Linked DNA regions of Homo sapiens: region 2 is linked to region 1. The links are chromatin contacts, found by Hi-C or POLR2A ChIA-PET in ENCODE. All regions are on one chromosome and are shown on one strand. The core of a region is the stretch at or near the end of the contact, and the rest is flanking DNA. Distances in the headings are between cores, read along the strand shown. Region 1 overlaps PANX1 (pannexin 1). Region 2 has its middle 8.2 kb from the start of SRSF8.

Evidence for each region. A loop is a pair of places that touch in the nucleus more often than their neighbours do. ChIA-PET counts read pairs that join two places held with the same protein, here RNA polymerase II (POLR2A). Pooled maps may share reads with other maps.
Region 2: a map of ascending aorta shows a loop between it and region 1 (4-fold over the local background). The contact joins two enhancer-like sites. A Hi-C loop is called at or near these places in 3 of 168 maps with a recorded cell type or tissue (CD8-positive, alpha-beta T cell, ascending aorta and gastrocnemius medialis), 1 of 37 single-sample maps with no recorded cell type and 8 of 50 pooled maps. POLR2A ChIA-PET finds 5 or more read pairs at or near these places in 2 of 52 experiments (GM12878 and activated T-cell).

What each region holds. Positions count from the first base shown.
Region 1 is chr11:94,139,857-94,143,062 of GRCh38, reverse strand. The region is part of intron 1 of PANX1 (pannexin 1); the gene reads right to left. Among named protein-coding and RNA genes, the nearest start is that of PANX1, 13 kb to the right of the region's middle. Within about 2 kb of position 1,667, at least 4 of the 41 ENCODE cell types and tissues checked have a DNase peak (open chromatin) inside an H3K27ac peak, as active enhancers do.
Region 2 is chr11:95,073,541-95,076,746 of GRCh38, reverse strand. No RefSeq gene overlaps it. Among named protein-coding and RNA genes, the nearest start is that of SRSF8, 8.2 kb to the right of the region's middle. Within about 2 kb of position 1,713, at least 19 of the 41 ENCODE cell types and tissues checked have a DNase peak (open chromatin) inside an H3K27ac peak, as active enhancers do.

The DNA of each region.
Region 1 (3,206 bases), core at 418-2,917:
ACTATTATGTAGACAACTGGTCATGAGATCTCTTTGCAAACAAGGGCATTCTAAATAGACAAAAACTCATGACAGATGCAGATGCTAGAGTGGCAAACACTTTTTCAAGGAACCTCAAAAAAGAAAAGGGACATCCACACTTTTTCATCAGAGCTGGGTATTTAATGCCACATGGCCTTTATACCAGGAGCACGCCCTCCCCAGGGCTCCATTCTTCCCGTTTCTACACGGGGCAACAGAGCACAGGTATTCTCCCTAAGGCACTCAGCTCAACTGTGTGGCGCTTAACCCAAAAAGCATTCACTGGGCTATTATGTACATGGTACCATATGCAATGCAAGGGATTCAAAGATAAAGAAGACTTGGTCTCAGCCCTCCAAGGGCTTACAGTCCAGTGGAGGCAGCCAAGGATATAAACCACCAATTATTGTAGATGAAAACAAATCACATAAGGGTAATGACTGAACCATGACAAATGTTCGTACTCAAAGGAGGAGAGAAGGGAACCTAGGCTTGGAAAACAGCGCAAGAAAACACTGAGTCCTTAAAGCTGACAGCCCATTTAAGACAGGAAGCAGACCACTGTGTCTGGAGCACACAGTCAAGCTGGGGTCAGATAAAGGACATCCTGGGGTGACAGACTGGGAAGTCCAGACTTAAATTTATGAGTAAAGGCAAGGAGGGCTTGGTAGGTGAGGGTGAGGAGCTGTGTTTTGTGTTTTCAAGTCCCCAGTGGTACTATAATCCATACACCCATGTTCCTAATGACCAGCTGAGGCTGCAGTGCTGAACTGAGGGTGAGGTTGGTGGTGGCGCTTAACAGACTAGGCACCCTCCCCAGCAGGAATCCAAGGGGTAGGGAAGATAATCCTAGGGCAGCAGAGCCGGAGACCCAGCACAAACCAGCAGCTTCTGAGCTGGGCTGTGAGCTTGCCCCACGCAGTCCTGTGTCCCGCAGACACACGACAGGAAGGGGCAGAGAGCACACAGCAGTGCCTGAGAACCCAGGCTCTGGAAAGAGCAATGCACTCTAGCCCCACTCTGTGTGCCCCAGACACATTCCCCAACCCCAGCAGCCCCAGGTCGTCACCTGTCAAAGGGCCAAAACAGGATTAGGGGATGTTTAGCAGCTAACCTGCGCTGAGTGCTTCCTACGTACCAGACACCGTTCCAGTGCTTCGAGCGCTAATTTATTTAATTCTCACCCTGTGACACAGGTGAGAATTCTATTACTGCCCCATTTACTGACAAGGAGGCTAGGCACTGAGAAATTCTGTAACTTGTCCAAGGTCTCACAGTCAATGTGTGCCATGCCAGAATTGGAACCCAGGAAGTCTGGCTTTATAACTCATGCCTTAATCATTATTCACATTTCCTAATAAATAATATTTGCTAGTTGACTAAATGTAAACAGGAAACAGAGGGCTCAGAAGTGAAACAACTAGGGTTTTTTGAAAAAAACATTTTAGCTTAAAAAAATTAATTAAAAAATAGTTAAGATGGATTTCAGAAGGAAGGGGTATTTCATAAGCCAAGGAAAACAAGCGGAGACCTGTCAGTCTCTCTAGGATCAAACATCCCAGGCCAAAGAAAAAGGTGGGCACTGGGGAGGGAGGGGGCAGTCACCAGACACCGCCAAGTGTCACAGTGAGCCCAGAAATGTGTGTCTCATGAAATCCCAGTGTAAATAGGGAACTACAAGCTAAAACAATGAGATGGCATTTTAACCATTAAGATTGGCAAATTTAAAACTCTGAAAGTATTAAACATTGGTAAAGAAGTAGGGCGGGGTTGGCCTATATTGGTGATGGGAGTGTAAACTGGTATTCTGGAAGGCAGTTGAAAGTGTCTTTTAAATTTAAAATGTGCACAACTTTTGTCCCTCTGATTTCAAACCCCACTAGAACAACGGTTCTCAAAATGTGGTCTGGAAACCCTGAAACCTGAGACCTTTTCAGGAGGTTCACGACATTAAAACTATGTTCACGATACTACGTTGTTACTTACCTTTCTACTCTCGTTCTCTCATGAGTGTATGCAGTGCAGTTTTGGGGGCTACTGATGTGGGATATTACAACATAATGAATGAGAATCCAGAATCCAGTCATCTACTATGAAATGAAATATTAAGTAGATTTTCAAAAATAGAAAATAATGCTATTCTTATTACTAAGTTTTTGTTTTATAATTATTTTTCATAAAAATATGTTATACCTGAACATGTAATGGGTTTACTTTAAATCAATTAATAAATATTTTTAAGTCTGTCAGTTTTAATTTCTAATATGATAAATACCAATAGACAACAAAATCTCTTTGGAATTCTCAAGAAATTTTAAGGGTGTAAAGGGGTCCTAAGACCAAAATGTTTGAGAACCACGGCTCTAGAGAAACACATTCTGCACAAAGAAGCACATGCAAGGATGTTCATTAAACCACTGTTTGTAGTAGGAAAAAGTGGAATGAACATACTAGCCCATAAACAGACGGTTAAATGAATTGAGGTATAGTCACATGATGGAAAATTGTGGCACATTTAAAAAGATGAGGCAGATCTGCATGCACTAACATGAAGATATCTCTGGGACATATTAAAGATAAATGAGCAAACTGCAAAAAAATGAGCACTGTAAAAGAATATGCACTAAACAGGAACAGTAGTTACCTCTGGGGAAGAAACTGAGATTGAGGTGTGTCCATAAAAAAGGGCAGGGCTTTAATGTTTCCTCTTACTGTCTGAACTTCGACATATATAGACATTTGGCAAATTAAAATTAACCTGGAAAACTCCCTCCACTGCCACACCAGCAGTAAGGTGAGGGGACCTCCTGGGGCTGATGCAGTGAGCACCCCAGGACAGCCATGGGGTACCCATGAATGGGCCTGTCTCATTAGCTGAAGCACCAAGTCCATGTATAGCCTATTTATCCTTCATACTGAAATATTCACCACTTTCTGAACCGATCTGGAAGTTGTAATCTTTTTCAAAGCATTTCTACTCTATTTAGCCCATCCATTATTTATTACAGCTTCCCACAATTACAAGAACAGCAGTAATAGAACTTCTGACCAACCAGCTATAAATTGAGGATTCCTACAACCCCTTCCTATGGTTCATTCATTTGCTAGAGTGACTTACAAACTAAGGCAAACCCTTTACTTACTATTGGCAATTTACGAAAAAGGATCTTTTAAAGGATACAAAT
Region 2 (3,206 bases), core at 464-2,963, 930 kb before region 1:
TTGCCCAAATAAGGAAGTGGAGAGCCAGAGGAAAGAGATGATTTACTGAAAGATTGCTCAATAAGCTAGTGAAGGAGTTCTGAAGAAAGGTTGGCTCTTCTGGCTCCTGATTGTTTTTGAAATCTTGACCTTGCCCTGGCAGCATTGCAACAAGGCCAAGTACAACAAGGAGAGGAATTTGCAAATAAGTATATGTGAACTTTTGTACAAATACGTGGGTAGATCATGAGAAAAAAAGAAGTTTCCTACTAGTGAAAGTAATAGAAGACAGTTTGGCAGTTTCTTATAAAACTAAACATACTCTTACCATGTAATCCCACAAGCAAGCTCTTTGGTATTTACCCAAATGAGCTGAATATTTTCCTCCACACAAAAGCCTGCACATAAATGTTTACATCATTTTTATTCATAATTGCAAAACTTGGAAGCAACCAAGATGTCCTTCAATACATGAATGAATAAATGAACTGCGATACATTCAGACAATGGAATATTATTTGGCAATAAAAAGAAAGGAGCTTTCAAGCCACAAGACATGGAGGAAATTTAAATGTATATTACTAAGTGAAAAAAGCCAATCTGAAAGGCTACATACTCTGTGATTCCAACTATATGACATTGTAGAAAAGGCAAAACTATAGAGGCAGTAAAAACAGTAGTGGTTGCCAGAGGTTAAGGAGGGATGAATGGGTGGAACACAGAGGATGTTTTAGGGCAGTGAAACTACTCTGAATAATACTATAAGAGTGGATACTTATCATTATAAGTCATTTGTCCAGACTCAAAGAACGTGCAACACCAAGGCTGAATCCTAATATAAACTATGAGCTTTGGGTGATAATGGTGTGTTCATCAATTGGTTCATCAGCTGTAACAAATGCACCACTCTGGTGGAGGATGTTGCTGAGGGAGGCTATGCATATGTGGGGACAGGGTCTATAGAAGAACTCTAACTTCTGCTCAGTTTTGCCATAAACTATTCTAAAAAAATAAAACTCATTAATTAAAAAAGTAATGGGTAGGGCTGTGGGAGTGGTGGTGAGGACAGTGGTATAACTGAGCATCACAGAAATAAAGGATATGAGAGTAGGTCCTTGCCCTCGGACTTATCCTAGAGGTAGGGAGAATGCATAAATGCACAGAATTCTTGCTCAAATCTATCAAGCACCTCCTACTTGCCTGTCACATTTACATCACACAATATCTTCACAAAAATCCTGCACTGTAATTTTGGCTCAGAGAAAATCAACGATTTTTTTCTGAAAGTCACATGACCACAAAGTGGCAAGGCCAGATTCAATTGCTGTTCAGCTGGCTCTACATCCGGTTTTCCTCTGTAACTAACTGCTGGAAAGGTAAAAGTGGTGAGTAAGGGAAAGGTTTGCTTTACTAAACACATCACGCTTCAGAATCAACTTTGTATACATGATACACAGCATGCCAATGGATGGGCTGAGTTTGTGACAAGAGGGAAAACACAAAACCACATCATCATTTATTTATTTCACCATTAAAAGAAAAATAAGAGGCTGTGAGGGAGGAGGTGATGGAAGGAATAATTAACAGAGAATCATTATTACTATCCAGAGTAATTGCCTTCCTGGAATTTCTCGTAACAAGGATGCAAGGTCATTTGTAATGGACAAACAGAGGCACACGTTCCTGGGAGTCACCCTCTCTTTGATAGCGAGGAAGGAAACCCTCGGCAGCTCTGGAGCCATGCCAGGGAAGCTTGCTGCACAGCTGGGTGCCAATATAAGGAGTGGCTTGGGCCCAGGGAAATCTATCTTGGTTCATCACAGTCACCACTTTGGCACAGGCCTCTTGACCCTTCATGTACTGGTGGGAGGACTCAAGTGGCAGGAAGATGCAGAAATGCAGGGGAACAGAGGGGAAAGTAGTGGGAGAACTCGGAGTAGAAAGCTGCATGCTTTCAGGACTGGCCTTTAGCTTCATCTCAACACTTCTGTTTTGTGGCAGCCACTCTGAGAATCTAGTTCAGCAGTATGAACTGCTTTCATAGGGCCCTTCACTACAGTTACTGAAACCTTTTTAACTTTTTATCTCAGATGTTGTTACAACAGAGTTTTCTCCACCCTTTGAATACCACCTAAGGGACTGATTGTCTTCTTTGGCCAATGGCAAGGCTCCAGTCCCCAGAGACATTACCTAACCCACTAACCTGTGGCCCATCTTACATCAGGAGGCCTAATACGAGGTGGGCGGAGCTTCTCCCACACAGTACCCTAACAGTGGACATTTTCCCCGACATCCAGAACCTTAATCCATAGTTCTAGTTATACGGTGAAAAGAGAAATCCCTCTCTGAATGTCCTTTCCAGCACCCAGTGAGGAATAGCACAGAGCCTTTGTTGTAACTAAGTTCCCCAGGCCCCTCTAAACCCAAGCAGGCTTCCTCAAGTCTCCTTTCTTCTCTGTAGTATGCGGCTGGGACTCGGCCCATCTTCTTCACCTCTTTCTATGTTCACCCACCGTATTCTTTAATTTCCATCCTGGTGGAAGAGGGAGTTAAAATCTCCCTACCTGCCTACTTCCTTGCTACTCCAAAGGGAGAACAAAGGCTTCACTCCTTACTGCTGCAGGGAAGAAGTCAATACACACATATACTCACACGCTTACACAGACACCAAACAATTTTAGTACCTTACAAAGCTCTTGTCTGAATGTCATTAGACTAATTTTCCACTCCCGTCTCAGATGGTAATTATAGGTCCTTGTTACGGTTTAGAATATTTTCCCACAAAACTCATAGCTCACTGCAGCCTTAAACTCCTGGACTCCAGGGATCCTCTCACCTCAGCCTCCTGAGTAGCTAGGAGTACAGGCATGCGCTACCACGCCCAGCTTGGGAACTTAAAAATAGTGTTGATACCTATGTCCCACTTCCAGAGATACTGATTTAATTGGTTGAGAACCAGCAACCTATGGAGAACAGTGGTTTTCAAACTTTAGTGCATATTAGAATCACCTGGGGAGCTTGTTAAACCAGATTGCTGAGTCCTATCTTAGAGTTTCTAATTTGGTAGGTCTGGGAAGTGAGGCCCTAGAATTGGCCTCACCAATTCTGGAATTTTCTAACACGTTTCCAGGTGATACTGATTCTGCTGTTGCAAGGAGGGGAAGGACACTTTGAGAAACACTGATGTTTCATATCAAGTTCCCACAGGAGAATCACAATGGAGTTTT